Regions from separate parts of the Mus musculus genome. Here region 1 is linked to region 2. A link is a loop called in an ENCODE intact Hi-C map of the cell type or tissue named here. Cell type or tissue: heart. All regions are shown on one strand.

The links. Hi-C counts contacts between places; a loop is a spot of excess contacts. Peaks named below come from ENCODE experiments on the same cell type or tissue, not always from the same donor. Only the 100,000 strongest peaks of a DNase experiment are listed, where the experiment ranks them.
Region 1: a loop joins it to region 2, with 2.5 times the contacts of the local background. A loop is called at or near these places in 3 of 42 quality-filtered maps.

Annotation. Positions count from the first base shown.
Region 1 is chr8:85,658,458-85,666,457 of GRCm38, reverse strand. It overlaps Neto2 (neuropilin (NRP) and tolloid (TLL)-like 2), which reads left to right. Exons shown (of 9, transcript NM_001357288.1): 5 at 3,027-3,071; 6 at 3,152-3,279. Among named protein-coding and RNA genes, the nearest start is that of Mir8109, 38 kb to the left of the region's middle. In heart, CTCF peaks have their summits at 1,104 (motif pointing right) and 4,359 (motif pointing left); no DNase peak of the experiment used is centred here.
Region 2 is chr8:85,516,675-85,524,674 of GRCm38, reverse strand. It overlaps Gpt2 (glutamic pyruvate transaminase (alanine aminotransferase) 2), which reads right to left. Exons shown (of 12, transcript NM_173866.4): 8 at 6,562-6,698; 9 at 5,053-5,227; 10 at 3,181-3,336; 11 at 1,307-1,419. Among named protein-coding and RNA genes, the nearest start is that of Gpt2, 28 kb to the right of the region's middle. In heart, no CTCF peak of the experiment used is centred here; DNase peaks (open chromatin) are centred at 374, 3,154 and 7,164.

The DNA of each region.
Region 1 (8,000 bases), 140 kb before region 2:
TATGTTTTGAAGAAACCGAGGTCACTTGTTTCCTTGTTTCCTCACAAGTGCTCAGACTTCTCATACGACTCATTCTTGGACTGTGTTCCAACACCAAGTGATAAAACTTATGAAGAAAGTAGAAATTAGTATTTTAATGTGTATAGACTTTCCTTCTTGATGATGAAAACTAGTTTTGAAAATAAAAAAGTGATTATTGAACAACGATGTCAACATACTAAAACTGACCTCTACCCTAGGAAATGGTTAGCATAGATAGGAATGTGCCACAGGTACTTACAATCCCAGCTGCTGAGGAGGCTGAGAGAGGAAGATGACACATTTGAGGGCAGACTAGGCTAGATGCAAGGTTTTATCTCAAAAACAAACAAACCATAGTTCATATGCTATGCTTTGTCTAGAATTTATTACAACTAAAATAGGGTGACTTGCTTTGTTTTTCTCAAAATGACTGATGTAAGGAAGATGACTGCGTAAACACAAAATACTCACCTTTGTGAACCAGTTCACCGAAATTTGTAACAAAATAAGCAATCTGTTTAACTGGTCAGGTATTTAATGTTTACTGCCTAAAATTAGCAGAAATAATTGATGTTTTACTGTCATAAAATGCGATTACAAAATGTATATGTGAGTCACATTTTCACAAATTTAGAGTTCTTGAAACAAAAGAAATAGACAATAAATAGATGTTTTTCAGGACCTGGGAAGATGGTCCAGTGGTTTAACTGCTTGCTGTGCACATGAAGGCCTACGCTCCCAAGTAAAAATGAAAACCTGTGTGTGGCAGCACACACCTGTGACCCCAGCACTGGGAGGCAGAGACCAAGAAGATCCTAGAGGCCTGACCCACTCAAAATCTTCAGACTCTAGGTTCAGTGAGAGATTAACTAAATTCGATTAGAGATCCTGTTTCTAATTTTCAAAAAAAAAAAAAAGTGGAGCATGATATGGGAAGATACACAATTAAATCTCTGACCTCTTTTAAATATTTTCAAAAAATATGTTTAAAATAAATAACCAAATTTGGGCTGAAAATGTGGCTCAGCCAGTAGAAAAAAGCATTTGCACATAGACCAGGCAACCTGAATTTAATCCTCAGATTCCCACAAGGTGGCAGGAGAGAACTAATTTCTGCAAGTTGTCTTGACCTCCACACACAACTAATTAACTTAAAATCAACCAACTTTTATGTGTAAAGATACTCACTTTGAATGAAAGTAGTTTTGTTTTTTGGTTTTTTTTTAACCTATGATGAGAAATTTCTATACTCTTTATAGGTAAAGTACAGATAAGTTGTAAAATGCTTAGAATTTCTGGAATATTTTATTTTTGTACCTTATAGGACTTCTTGTATTACCTTCAATAACTTTGGTATACACTTATGGAAGTTTCATAAATGTTAAATAATGTATATTTTATAGATGAGGAAGCTTAATAATTAAGTACTTTTATTATATAGTAGCAAATCTAGGACTATATTGAGTTTCCTGGGTTATTTTTCTATTTTGTCATATTCTTTTTTTCTGTTAGATAGTAATTCCCCAGTTTTTTAATCTCTAAGAAAAACAACTCATCTCAATAAATATGTGATATATATAATGGGCTAAAATATGACTGTTTCTGCTGTTATTTAAAGGCATATTTCCAGTTATACACTATATAGCACATTTAAGGCCAGCCTATATGCACTTATAATAGCAAAGTAGATCTCTTCTAAGTTCAAAGTCAGTCAGGTCCACAGAGTAAGTTCCAGGACAGACGGACCTATGAATAAAAAAACCTATCCAAAAATAATAATAATAAAAAATAAATTTAAAAAAATAAAGACCCAAGGAGCTGAAGGGGTTTGCAGCCCTATAGGAGGAACAACAGTATGAACTAACTAGTTCCCCCCAGAGCTTCCTGGGACTAAACCACCAATCAAAGAAAACACATGGTGGGACTCATGGCTCTATCTGCATATGTAGCAGAGGATGGTCTAGTAGGCCATCAATGGGAGGAGAGGCCCTTGGTCTGTGAAGTTTCTATGTCCCAGTATAGGGGAATGCCAGGGCCAGGAAGCAGAAGTGGATGGGTTGGGGAACAGGGGGAAAGGAGAGGGGGTAGGGGATTTTCGGAGAGGAAACTAGGAAAGGGGATAACATTTGAAATGTAAACAAAGAAAATATCTAATAAAAAAAAGATTTAAAAAAAGAAAGAAAAAATTTTTGATTAATTTTCAAAAACTTTTCCTCAGTACATTTTAAGATTATAATTCTGCTTTGAGTCTTTTTTTTTTCTGTGAAAGAGCTGGTGTCTACTAGTTGACTCATTAAAAAAGAGTAAGTTTAGTTATACTTTAAAAAGAACAGTCACTGAAATGTGTTTGAAATTAAGATAATAGTTTACTTCATTTTCCAATCTGTAATTTGGAGACTTTCTAAAGTATCTTCAATTAATCTCAGTATTAATAGGAATTAAGTGTCCTCTTATTTGGAGTAAACCACATATATGAAATAGGTTTTCCAGATAATGTATATAGTTACTCTTATATTTACGGTTCCTATTTTAATTGAGAAATAATTTTTGAGGCATCTGTAAAATATTTCTGAAAAAAACATTTGACTAATTAAATATGAATATTTATAATTGTATTTTTATATTTGCAAATTCAACACTACTCATTGAAGCAGACATTTTAGAAAACAATATAGCTCAACACAAAGGAAATATATTACTTTTAAGGCTAAATAGTATTCCATTGTATTAAATATACCATATTTTATTCATCTGTTCATGTGATAGTGAACTAACTACTACATTTGACAGTTAATGTTTTCAATGACAATAAAACATTCATGATGAAATAAAAATATACAAATTTTCATTAAATGTTAATCCCATAAGCATTGTCTTAAATGACGAGTGATTTACAGCATCTGTCAATGAGAATGCCCCTTATGTTGATAGGTAATGGTGCTTTACACAGTAAGTTAGGTCTGAAAAGCTCAGTACCAATGACTTTCTCCTCTCTTTTGTTACAGATCCAGACTTTACTTACCTTGGAGGTATTTTAAATCCCATTCCAGGTTTAGTATATTACCTCTTTCTTTGTGTGACATTTTTTGTTAGTTTTATTTTTCTTTGAATATCTTTTTTCCCCCCCCAGATTGCCAGTTTGAGCTCTCTGGAGCTGATGGAATAGTACGGTCTAGCCAAGTAGAGCAAGAAGAGAAAACAAAGCCTGGCCAAGCAGTTGATTGCATATGGACAATTAAAGCTACTCCAAAAGCTAAGGTACTGTCGTTGTATATTGACTCACTTCAGAGAAGAACATTAAAAGGTGTGATTTCTATAATGTATTGTTTGATTCATGTAAATATTTGTGACTCTTTAAGTTCTTTTGTTTCCTTTACTGTATTGGGCACCTATGAAGATTATAGTGTTTTTGTAGTTAAATAAAATGAGATTGAAATAATTTAAAATATTATATGTATGTGTGTATACATATATGTATATATATATTAAAGGTTTCTTTTTAAATTTTTAAGTGTGTGAATGCACAAAGGCACACAGCACACCTGTGAGAGTCATAGGACAACTTCATGGCATTGACTTTCTCCTTGTGGGGGTGAATTCAGGTCACTGGGATTGCACAGTACGTTTGTTTTACTTGCTGAGCCATCTCATCAACCTCATATTAAGATTCTTAATCTTGAAAGATTATGGTTTTAAAAATCTATGGAGTCCTAACTGGTAAATGTAAGTATTGATCAAACACTTGTTGGTTTTTGAGGGGGTGTTTTGTTTTGTTTTATTTTGTAGGGGTTGTGTGTGTGTGTGTGTGTGTGTGTGTGTGTGTGTGGTGTGGTCTTGTGGTTGTTTTGTTTATGTACTTTAGGGTCTGGGAAGGTGGCATGGTGAATAAAGTACTCACTGTGTAGGCGTGAAGCCCTGAGCTCAGATGCCCAGCATCCACATAACCCAGGCCCCTTTGTGGTAGAGCGTGCACTTCTGTAACATCAGCGCAGGAAATGGGGAGACAGGCAGATCCCAGAGGTTTGCTGCTCAGCTGCCCAGCTCAAGTGGGGAATTCAAGGTTCCGTGAGAACCCCTGCCTCAAACACTAATTAGTTAGCAAGCAAGAGAAGCTATTTCCTGTCCACCTCTGGCCTACACGTGTACACGCACAAATACACACACACACACACACACACACACACACACACACACACACACCCTCTCTCTCTGATGAGGAACAGATGTCTAGCCTGCAAGAAGTTACTATGTTATAGAGGGTTGGTCACATCAGAAAAAATAAAACCTAGAATCACGGTTCATTGTTGTCACTGTGCTGCCCCCTGCTGACCATGTGACACTTACGGACAGTGCTGTACAAAAGAATGCCTTTAAATAACTCTGAGACTGGTTGCTGACTACTTTTGCTTTTTGTTTTTAATTTACACTTCTAGGAATATCAACAGACATAAAACTAGACTTACTTTATGTATTTGTTTAAAAAGGAAAAGAATGAAAGAAGCGCTAAAAGAACATATGATTTGGGGGCAAACCTAGGCTACGTTGTAACTGAGACCTTGACCCTCCCACAAAAAAAAACAAAAAAAAAAAAAAACATGAAAATGAGATTTATATTTGGAAAATGATGGGTAACCTGAAAACCCTTTAATAGTTTATTTATTTATTTTTTATGTGCATTGGTGTTTTGACTGAACGTGTGTCTGCATGAAGGTGTCAGATACTGGCGTTACAGACAGTTGTGAGCTGCCATGTGGGTACTGGGAATTGAACCTGGGTTCTCTAGCAGAATACTCAATGCTCTTAACCACTGAACCATCTCTCCACATCCCCCACCCCCTGAAAACATGTCAAAAACACTCATAAATTTTGGGCAAATTTTGCCAGGTATTCCTCAAAGAACAAATATAAGTTCAAAATAAAGCCAGTAATTTTTTTGGTTTGTTTGTTTTTCGAGACAGGGTTTCTCTGTGTAGCTGTCCTGGAACTCACATTGTAGACCAGGCTGGCCTTGAACTCAGAAATCCACCTGCCTCTGTCTCCTGAGTGCTGGGATTAAAGGCGTGCACCACCACGGCCAGCTCTGAAAATAAATCAAGCCTAGGGTTTGTGTGGTTATTGTGAGGCCCTTGTAAACCTTAGAGAGTGACGACTAAACATGAAAGGGTAAACAAGGAAACATGCTGTAGGGCTTCTTCTCTGGTGAGGTGAGGGTAGGATCTCTCCTGTGATTTCGTACCTAGAAAATTATCTCTGCGCTTGGGATGAATTAATAATCCCTGGTCAATCCAGGAAGCAAAAATCACAAAAATTAAAAGGGGCCATGTCTTAAGCTCCCAACAACTTTAAGGCACTTGTCAAAAATTAATCCATAATAAACCAAACATACTACAGAACTTTTATCTATAAAACCTCATTGAATGTTACCTCCCAATCCCACATTAGGTGACCGTTCTGCTCGTAGTTCATCTAGAGGTAAGAACAGACAAAACAAAAAGTTCAGTCTCCTAGATTTTAGATTTCCAAGAGGTAAGGAAAGAAAAATGACCAGGTAGATTTTTTTAACTTTTTTAAAAGTTATATAGTACTTCAATAATAAAACGAATTATTACTCAAAGAGCTGAGGAAATTTACTAATAGGCACATGTAGCAGCATTTTAAGGAATTTTTTTCAAGAATTGATGAAAGCTATAAGAACAGTGGCTCCCCCATCCCCATGTCCCAAAAAATATATATAGCTTAAATGATGTATAGGTTGAACCCACAGACAGAAAAAAAATTAAACAACTTGAGAATAAGAAGATTGCCTTAAAAGAGATATTTATTCATTTATTGATGACATGTATTTATTACATATGTGAGGCAATATACATAATTTACATAGTACATGAATGTTATAGCATACATGTAGAGCACAGAAGATAACATGCGAGAGTCATTTCTTTCATTTCTTGGGACCCATGAATCAAACTAAGGTTATCAGGCTTCACAGTAGGTGCCTGTACCTACTGAGCCATCTTGCTTGCCTGATGCTATTTAGATTGACTCTAAAAACCTCCCATAGTGAAATAGAATCTCAAAGACATAGATATATTAAAAGTAGGGGAAAAAAGAGCTGGTAGACTATATTTCTATATCTGAACTGATCTAAGAAGGCAAAGCTAAAGGATTTCTGGGTAAAAATAATAAATGAACTGAATGCTACATTTAAAAACCAAGGAATTTCTGTTTGTAGGATAACTATATATAAATATTTAAAAAAGAAAGTAAGAAATGTGACTGGGGAGTTGGCTCAGTAGATAAAGTGTTTTCTATATGAGCACTAGGAACCAAGTCAGCATCAGGAGGCAGGAAACTGGAACCTCAGGTCATCCCCGCAGATGAATCTTGTCAGAGCTGTACATTCTGTAGTATATGAACCAAAATTTTAGTACTATTAGATATTTGTATGTATTGTGCAAGGTGCACAGATCAGTTAAGGATGAATTTTTGTTCCTTGTTTGAGCAGGTTAAAGACAACTATACTTTTATGAGTTAATTTGATCAATAACCAATTGTAATAGATCTTCATTCATAGCATGTGAAGGATGGCATGATGAATCTTAAGGATTTTATAACCAACAAGAAATATTATCTAATTTTAGCTGAAGTTTTGTCTAGAGACACGTTTATGTCTGAGCCAATTATAGAGCTATTCCCGTGTGGAGGGATCAGTAAATTATATTACCTGTCCTGTTTGATCTGCTTGAATTTTTCTTTTCTGACTTTAGCCAAGATCTATAGGGGATCTTCCCCTATCATATCTGATCCATATCACCTTGGAAGGGGTCCAAAGCCTTTTGTTCTTTCCTATTAACACAAATATAGAGCCTCTCTCCCAAAATAGTCTGTCCTTGGTCCAGTAAACCCAATCTATGAAGATTAGTATTATTCTGTGTGTATGTAAATACATGTATATTATATAGTTTGAATTAACATCCTTTCCTATGTATTTAGCTTTAATTGAATTCCGTTCTACTTACTGTATAAGCCTATTACTAGCCTATTAATTTGTCATACCAGGCTAAGCAATCTCAGTATTCCTGTGGAACCCATGTTCAAAGAACCCAAGTGCCTTCCCTGGCATAAACGTTTTCAAGTTTCTTTTGAATCATTTTTCTTGTTCATTCTCCATTCTATGGAGATTATTTGTTGATTCTTATTATTCATTGAAATAGGGTTTCTCTCTATCTCCATGTCTTTGGTTTTTATATTTGAGATCAAAGGCCTGGATTTCTATATTCCATGTATACTTTAAACAATTACCACTGTATCTCTATCTTTTATTTATGTGATAGCAAGTAACCTCTACCATCTGTCTGTCTCTGTCTTCTGAGCAACCTGTCATTTTGTACAGTAAGTGCTCCCAATACCTCTGAGTTTAAACTCTATGAAGCACCTAGAAGCCTTTGAGAAGAGCCCAGGGTAAATACCCACCACCTAGCTATGTCTAGGTCAGCTTGGGGGACTTAACTGTATCACAGCTCACTCCATGAACCCCAGAATTATGTATGCCAATTTAGTATGACTTTTGTCCTAGCGCCAAACCCATAGGGCTTGTAGAGGAACCATGTGGCTCAGGCAAAAGCCACAACTCTGCTAAGAAACCAGTTTTCCCCACCTCCTAATTTCACATCATAGTGTGTTTTCCGTTTGAGAATCTCCAATTAATTTATTTTATTCAGTATTTTTAATTATTCTTACCAGTGAAATGAAGTAATTATTTCATTGAATTAGAAACACTGTTTTAGTTTTGGGAATTTAGGTGAACATATATCAACCAGCAAAGTAAATAAAAGATGATGGCTATTAAATGAATCTTATTTTGATGACTGTATTTAAAAAGTAATCACTATGGCCGGTTATGGTGGCACACGATGGTAGGATTTGCTGAAGGAGGCAGAGGCAGGAGGATCACAAGTTCGAGGCCAGCCTGGGCTACA
Region 2 (8,000 bases):
GTGTGTGTGCTGAGACATATGGGTGTGTCCCAGTATTCAGTTGCTGACAGTAAGCCAATCTCAAATCACAGGTTTCACTTCAAAGACATTTTCAGTTCCCACAAAAGTAACCTCTCTCTCCAGTCCTGACAACACTGTTCCCACCTCAATCACACTCTTGGTGACGTGATGGGCACGGACACTGGGACCTCACACTTGCGTACGATCTACCACTGGGCTACCCTGCCACCCCAGCTCTCTGTTTCAGATGGACCGTGGATCGCAGCAGAGAACCTGACCAAGGATAAAAGGGCCAGGTAGGCAGTTAGTCCATCTGAGGACACAGCCCATATCTTTGACTGTTCAAAGACTTGGCTCTAGACGTCAGCAACTCATGACAATTCTTTTTTTAGCATCTGCTACAAGAGACACTGCTGCAGGAGCTGTGAAGAAATAACTGTGTTATGATCAGAGTTGGCCTCTGTGAGGAACATTTGCCTAACAACTCTGGGAATCCATGTATCCATCTGTACAGAGCTGGACAAGGCATGGCTGTAAACAGCCTCTCGGTTTGTGGACCGAATTCTGTCTCAGTGTAGTACCTTAAGAGGCTTTGGGGCCCAGGATAGTGTCATGGCCTATAGTGCAGCCAAGGAGCTACACCTGTTCTGTGCCAGGCTGTCCTGGTTGGGATTTCTGTCAAATTGACACAAACTAGATTTATCTGGGAAGAATTTCTCCCAAGAAACTAACTCCGTCCATTTGATTAGCCTATAAAATATAAAAGTTTGTGGAGGCTTTTTCTTGATTAATGATTGATGTGGAAGGACCCAGGCCACCATGGGTGGTGCCTCCCCTGGACAGATGTCCTGGATTACATACGAAAGCAGGCTGAGCAAGCCATGGAAAGCAAGCCAGTAAGCAACGTTCCCCTGTGCTCTGTCTCAGGTCCTGCCTTCAGGTTCCTGCCCTGGCTTTTCCCTGAGCATAGACCTTAACCCACAAGTCAAATAAACACTTTCCTTCCTTCTACGTTGCTTTTGAAAAGCTCTCTATGATGGCAACAGAAATCTAACTAAGGCACTGGCTTTGCCCTGGGCATTCAGAAGCATAGAGGGTGGCAGGGGCAGGAAGCAGCCGAGAGGCGGGACAGTCCAGGAAGACTTAGAGGGGCTGTAAAGCACCCCCATTTCCTTATGTAGTGACAGAGGGTCTGAGCCTGCCATGATGAGAGTCACTCAAGGAGAAGAGAGGCTCAGACCCTGCAGTCTCTAAAGCAAGAACTCAAGGGACCAACACCAACCACCCCCAAAAGAAAGTGTCACACCTGAAGTGGTAAGTGCCTTCTCGCTGCCCAAAGCCACTGCCAGGCACGACACAGATGCCAGTCTCCTCCAGGAGCTTCATGCAGTAGAACATGTCTGGAGCCATTTTATGGGACTGTGGGAAGAGGACAGAACTTGAGAGTCATGCCTGGCTGTACACGAGACCTGCACACATTAAAAACCCAAACCCAAACAGAGCTGGTTTTGGTTTACACCTATAATCATAGCCCTTGAGAAGCTTAAACAAAAAACATGCCTTGAATTCAGGGCCAGCCTGAGCTACACAGTGGGGTCTCACCTGGGCTATAAATATAAGTCTTCACTTGGCGTGAAGGGCTCAAAGCCAGATAGAACCAAAATGCAGTGTCAGTGCCTCTTTTCTGTGGCAGACCCCTCCTTCTCCCTTTCCTGATGGCAAAGTAAAGCAGGATTCCAGGTCACAGCCAGGAAGCTGGTTCTGGGACTCAGACATCTGAAGCTACTGTTGGCCAGGCAGGGGCTGTGACACCCCTGATCTGCATTCAAGGGTTCCAGTATTCCCATCCCCATCCCAGCAACTGTTCAACAGGCACTGGCTGCAGATGGCTATCTATGTGCCAAGTCACACAAATGATCTGAAAACGGCGCCCTGGGATCTAAATCCAGCAGGGCCTTGCAGGAGATACACCCGGGAGCAACCGCTGACAGTGCTGAGGAAGGCTACGAAAGCCGATAGGATTAGAAAAGCCTCGGGCTTTAGGGAGCACACTTCTGAACACGTGCCTGAAGGCATTTGCAGAGGAAATGTGGAGGATGTGCCCGTCGGTTGGGGTAGGAGAAAGAAAACCTGCAATGGCTTCCCCTTCCTCTGCTTCTGCATCCTCACCCAGAGATGAGCAAGGAGCCGTGTGCTTCTGCCTCATCATCACATGACTCATGCCTTCCCACCAGAGGGCCATAACCATAACGTAGGGAGCCAAAGACATCTCTTTTCTCTGACTTTCTACCTTGTCAGGTGTTTGGTCACAGCAATGAAACCAACATCAAACAGTGTGGGTTATACAACAATTTCTCGGGAAGTCTCGGGCTCTGGCAGGCGGGGTCTGATCTCGGGTGGGCCTGGATACCCAGTGTCTAACAAGGTGCTCAGGCACTCCAGGGATGCACACATTACTTTCCCTTGAGCTTCAGAGCATGGTCTGCAATAGCATACGAGGACTTGGAAGAGCAGGCTCTCAGCTCCATTGAAGACTCATTAAGCCAAACCCAAGGCTTCTATCGTGAACACTCAGGAGTCACTGTGGCAGGAGGCAATGGCTGGGGGAGGTGAGGACTCTCATTGCTTCTCCAACACCAGTATCACACTCTTCTTGGGTCCTGCCCTTCAGAGTCAGTATGCCTTGCTGTTTTAGTGGTTTTTAGATGTATTTATTTCATGTGTATGAGTGTCTCGTCTGCTTGTATGCCTGGGTCCTACATGCATGCTTGGTGTCTTTGGAAATAGGATGAGGGCGTGGCTAATGCCCTAGATCTCTAACGCCCTAGAGCTGGAGTTGTGAAGGCTGTGAGTGAAACCATGTAGGTGCTGAAGGCCAGGCTCATCATCTGCAAGCAGCAAGTGTCTTAACAGCTAAGCTATGCCTCCACCCTGAGAGTACACCGTGGAGGCTCAACCTGGACTCTCACTTGGGGTTAGCCTCTTACTTGCTCTATTACCACCATACTCTGCTGCAGCCGGGACTCTTAAGAAGCTATTGCATGGTAAACTGCGTTTGTCCAGGAGGACACAGAGTTCAGAACTCCTAAGGTCAGCACCATGGCTCACCAAAGCAAAAAGCCAACCATGTCAGAGACAGCTCAAGTGAATCCAGGAAGCCAGCCAGCCCTCCGCTCTGACCTGAGCTGCCTCCACGGCCTTGGCAGGGATGAGAATCCGAGGGAACGCATACATAGCTCCTTGCAAGGGGTTGCACTGGATCCCTGGGACTTGGTTAAACAGATCTTCTGTCAGCTTTGCTTTTTTGGCCAGATTACCAAGGACGAATTCTTTTTCCTAATGATGACAAAAAGCACAGGTATCAGTGATTCTAGACAAGGCTATGTGAACAGATTGACAGAAAGTAAGCTGCATGTAACAAACACTGTACATGGCTAGGGGAAGAAGGTAGGCATAGACACATGGACCGGTCTTTCTACATAGATTTTTTTTTCATCCATCAGTGTGAATGGCCCTGGCCCTGGGTAGAATACCCTAGAAACACTTCTCTGAGAGTCACGAGTGTCCCTGGGGACCAGCCCCATCATGTCATCTAGGGATTATCCCTTTGTACTCTCCGTCAGTGAGGTGTACACGGATGGAGACTCAGGCAGAGCAGAGTCGGCAACAGTCCCAGAGCTGGACAAGCATCCAAAGCTGGAAGAGAATCAATCAGAATTCCTGTAAGTTCTGTTGTACAGGAGGGAAACTAAGATGAGAGCTGAGGATGAGAAGATAAACAAAGCGTGGTGCAGCCACACAGTGACATACGCCCCAGCCTTCAATCCCAAAGAGACCTCTGCTGTTCTGGGCAGGCCTCCACAGGGATAACCTGGAGGACACTGTGCCGAGTGGAATATGCCAGTCACACAAGAACACACATTGTGTAATTCCACCTATACATATGTGTCTTAGGGAATTCATGGGGACAGAGTAGAATGCTGGCTGCCAAGAACCGGGGAATGGGAGAGTGGAGACTATGTGTTTACTAGGTCTCATGTGTCAAGTGGGGATAAAAGTTCTTGAAATGGATGGGATGAGAGAGGGCTGCACAACCATCTGAGTGGCTTTCCTTAATGAAACAGAACTGCCTGTCTGGGGCTGGAGAGATGGCTCAGCGGTTAAGAGCACTAACTGCTCTTCCAGAGGTCCTGAGTTCAATTCTCAGCAACCACATGGTGGCTCACAACCATCTGTAATGGGATCTGATACCCTCTTCTGGTGTGTCTGAAAACAGACTACAGTGTACTCATACACAAAAATAAATAAATAAATAAATAAATAGATAAATAAATAAATCTCTAAAAAGAAAAAAAAAAAAAAGAACTGTCTATCTGTCCATCTGTCTGTTTAGACAGGGTCTTTCTGAATAGCCCTGGCTGTCATAGAACTTACTATATAAACCAGGCTGGCCTTGAACTCACAGAGGTTCTCCTGCCTCTGCCTCTTGAGTGCTGGGATTAAAGGTATTTACTACAGCAGGATAGAAGTGTATATTTAAAACGAGAAAAAAGTTCAGTTGTTTGTATTTTACTACAAAAAAGAGGAGGAGGAGGGAGTCCTGTCGAGGAGAAGGGAGTGCTGTAGGTACGCCTATAATCCTAGCCTTTAGGAGGCTGAAGCAGGAGGATCTTGACTTAAAAAATGGTTTGGCTGCAAAACCCTGTGTCAAAAAAAACAAACAAGCCAACCTCCCCCTACACACGCCTCTCCAAAGGGGGGTGGGGCACATCTGGGAACTGACTTTTACGATGCTCACAGAGAAAAAGAAAAGTCCATTGACTCACACAGGAAGTCTTCCCACTTCCAAACTGTTGCATCTCTGTTACATCTTTAGACTTAACTCATGAGAGTGGTTCAACAACCAAGAGACATTAGGGTGCCCCCTTGAAAGATGGCTGCGGGTGGACACACCCAGACACACCATCAGATGCAGGGCCACATGGAGTGGTGGCTGCTCACTTACCATGACCCTGGCAATAGCAGTGATGGACACAGGTCAAGCTGACTTACCCTGCTGAATTGCTCAAAGGACTCCTCTCCTGGTTCCGGTGGATTCACAACAATGTCCATGGCGGCCTGTCCTGACACTGGCGGACAGAGGCGAACCGAGAGTAGCTTCACCAGCTGGCCTTTGATCTCGGGGTGCAAATTGATCACCTCCATGTAGCCCCCTCTGTAGCCACACCTGGAGAGACGAGAGGGAGGAGCCCACCGCCAGTTAGAAGAAGCCCTCATAAACGCAGGTTGGACACCAGATCTCTAACGCCACACCCTCCATACCCAGCAGGCAGCTGTGGCTGAGTTCTGGCCAGTGTTAGGTGAACATGTCACTACAAGTCACTCTCTTACAGGGAGAAGCAAGAACTCTCTTTCCTTTTCTCCCTTCTCGTCTGACGGGTGGTTACTACATGTTGAAGAAGCAGACTCACAAGCCACCGTTCTTAAACCACCTCAAGGAGCCGGCTCTGCCTTTCTGCCTTCCTGGGATCTCTGAACAACTATGTCCAAAAAAAATACATTGTCACCCTTTCTGAACCTCTATACTTTTGGGCTATTCTGTTAGAGCTGCTTTCCCTGAAACCTAACTCATATACACTTAATCTACATCAAATTAAACCAAAAACAATGTAAGGAGGTGGCTCCCTTGACCTAACCAAAACATTTCTCTTTTTTGTTTGTTTTTTTGTTTTATGTTTGTTTGTTTGTTTGTTTTAGACAGGGTTTCTCTGTGTAGCCCTGGCTGTCCTGGAACTCACTTTGTAGACCAGGTTGGCCTGGAACTCAGAAATCTGCCTGCCTCTGCCTCCCGAGTGCTGGGATTAAAGGCGTGTGCCACCACGCCTGGCTACCAAAACATTTCTTCAGGCTTCATATGCTATTCCTTCGACCTAGAATGTTCCCCCAAATGTCTCCCTTCCTACTCCAGTCCCACCTTCTGGCAGTCCTACCTCTTCTCTGACTTCAGTTCTCCACCGGCTGCATAGCTTTCCTCTCTGCCTTGTTCTTCACTCCTTGGTAACACACTGGCTTTGTGACGGCAGAGTCCTCAGTGCCTCGATCTCAGGGTAAGTGCTCAGTAAACACTAGTCACAAATATGGGCCCCAAATATCGGTCTTATAACCACCCCAGTGCTAAGGCAGTCTTGCACACAGAGCTTGGTACCTATCCATCTAACTCCTCTCTTCATGGACCTTCAGACTTCAGGCAACGTTAGAGCAGAAGATTCCAGACTCAGAGCTGCTACGGGACCTGTTTTCATTCCCATCACTTATCCACAGTCTGGTTTCTTTTGAGCCTGGCTGCATTTCCCTGGAGCCTCTGTACAGGGATGGCTCTTATACCACTAGATTTGCCAGAGAGATACAGTCTGTCTCCTGATTCTTACACCAGCGGCAAGTGATGAAGGCTGCTTTCTAACCATGTGGGTGGACCACAAGTAGAGCAGCAGGCAGAAAGGAGAGTGTAAGCACTGGGACCACAGACCCGCCCGTGGCAGAGAGGAGAAGCGGCAGACATACTCGCCCATGTAGCCCTTGGAGGTGGAGTGGAAGGAGGCGAGCTCCACGTTGCTGGAGTACTCGTGCCCCATCTGGTAAAGCACTTTCTTAAACGAGTGGAATCTGCAGTCTGGAGAGTACACGTTGTCCTGGTACACCTGCAGGGGAAACATGACAGTCGCCATGAGTCCTTCTGGAAGGCTGTGGCTCAGAGTAGCCAACGGTCTACACCCAGGAGAGGTGCATAGGTACGGAGTTAACCTGTTGTCAGGTGAAGGCCACAAAATCCAGCTTTGAACAAGCCAGCCAGCCCCACTTCCGATGCTATTTCCACACATAAGTCAGAATGTGCCTGAAGGAACATTCCAGAACAAGCCTCAGACTGGATCCTAAGACAGCCCAGGAGCTCCCCTGACTTCTACATTTACCCATTTCTAGCCTGCCTGTCTGATGCATCAGGCCAGTGGTGACACCAGGGACTTCCATCCTCCCCAGCAAATGTTCTCCTAAAGCGTTGTTCATTCTTCTATGAGTGGGAGCAGCTTCCTGTCCCCTGCCCTCTGTTCTGGGGTGAACTCTGTGGGATGTCCTTTATGCCACTTGCCAGGTTTGTCTCTGCTCTTTTTGCCAGAGCACACCCCCGCACTTCCCTGTCTCTGGATCTAGCACTCACAGCCACCCCGCCTATTCCACACTCAGGGAAGCTGGCTGGCTGCGTCAGTGGGGCAGTCAGAAGCCTGCCCTCCTCCCAGTCAGCACACTTCCAGAGGGAATCCCCAGGTCTCACTGATGCCTCTTTCTTTATCTTTAGAAAGTAAGGTTTTTAGATCGATGATTACTTATGGCAAATTAAATGTGGTAACGGAGCAGGGTGCTTAAAGAGAAAGGAGACAATAAACATGCTGAAATGAAGGGAAAGCGTCAATGGCTACGACGGACTCTCAGTTTCCTCCAAATCACACAAAGAACGGGAAGCCCAGGCCTCGTGATTGGCATTCGAGAAGTTACAGTTACAGACCTGACATCCTCCCAGGCTCACAAAGTGCTGGAGAGTAAATGAGAAGGAAGGCAGGGACCACCAAGAGGCAGGGAACTGTGCCTTAGGAGTGGCTTCAGCCTCTTCCCCTACAGGGCAGCTACCCCCACACACACCCCTCTTAGGTAGGAGCCCCTGCATTTCCTTCAGGGAGGCCCCCTGGCTTTCCAGGTGGAAGTTTGGGAAGGGCAGAGAACTCGCACCTGGCCTGGGCCTGGCCAATTTGCACATTGCAACCCCAGGCTACAGTGGTTGGCCCAATAATTATGGCTCAAGTTGAACCAATCAGGTGTAAACTTGCTGGAATTACAAGGGTGAAAAGCTGCTTTCAAGGCTGGGAAGATAGTCAACATACAGAGATGAAAGGAGAAGGATCTGGAAGACACAGTTTGAGTCCAGGCTCCAACCATATATATATCATCAT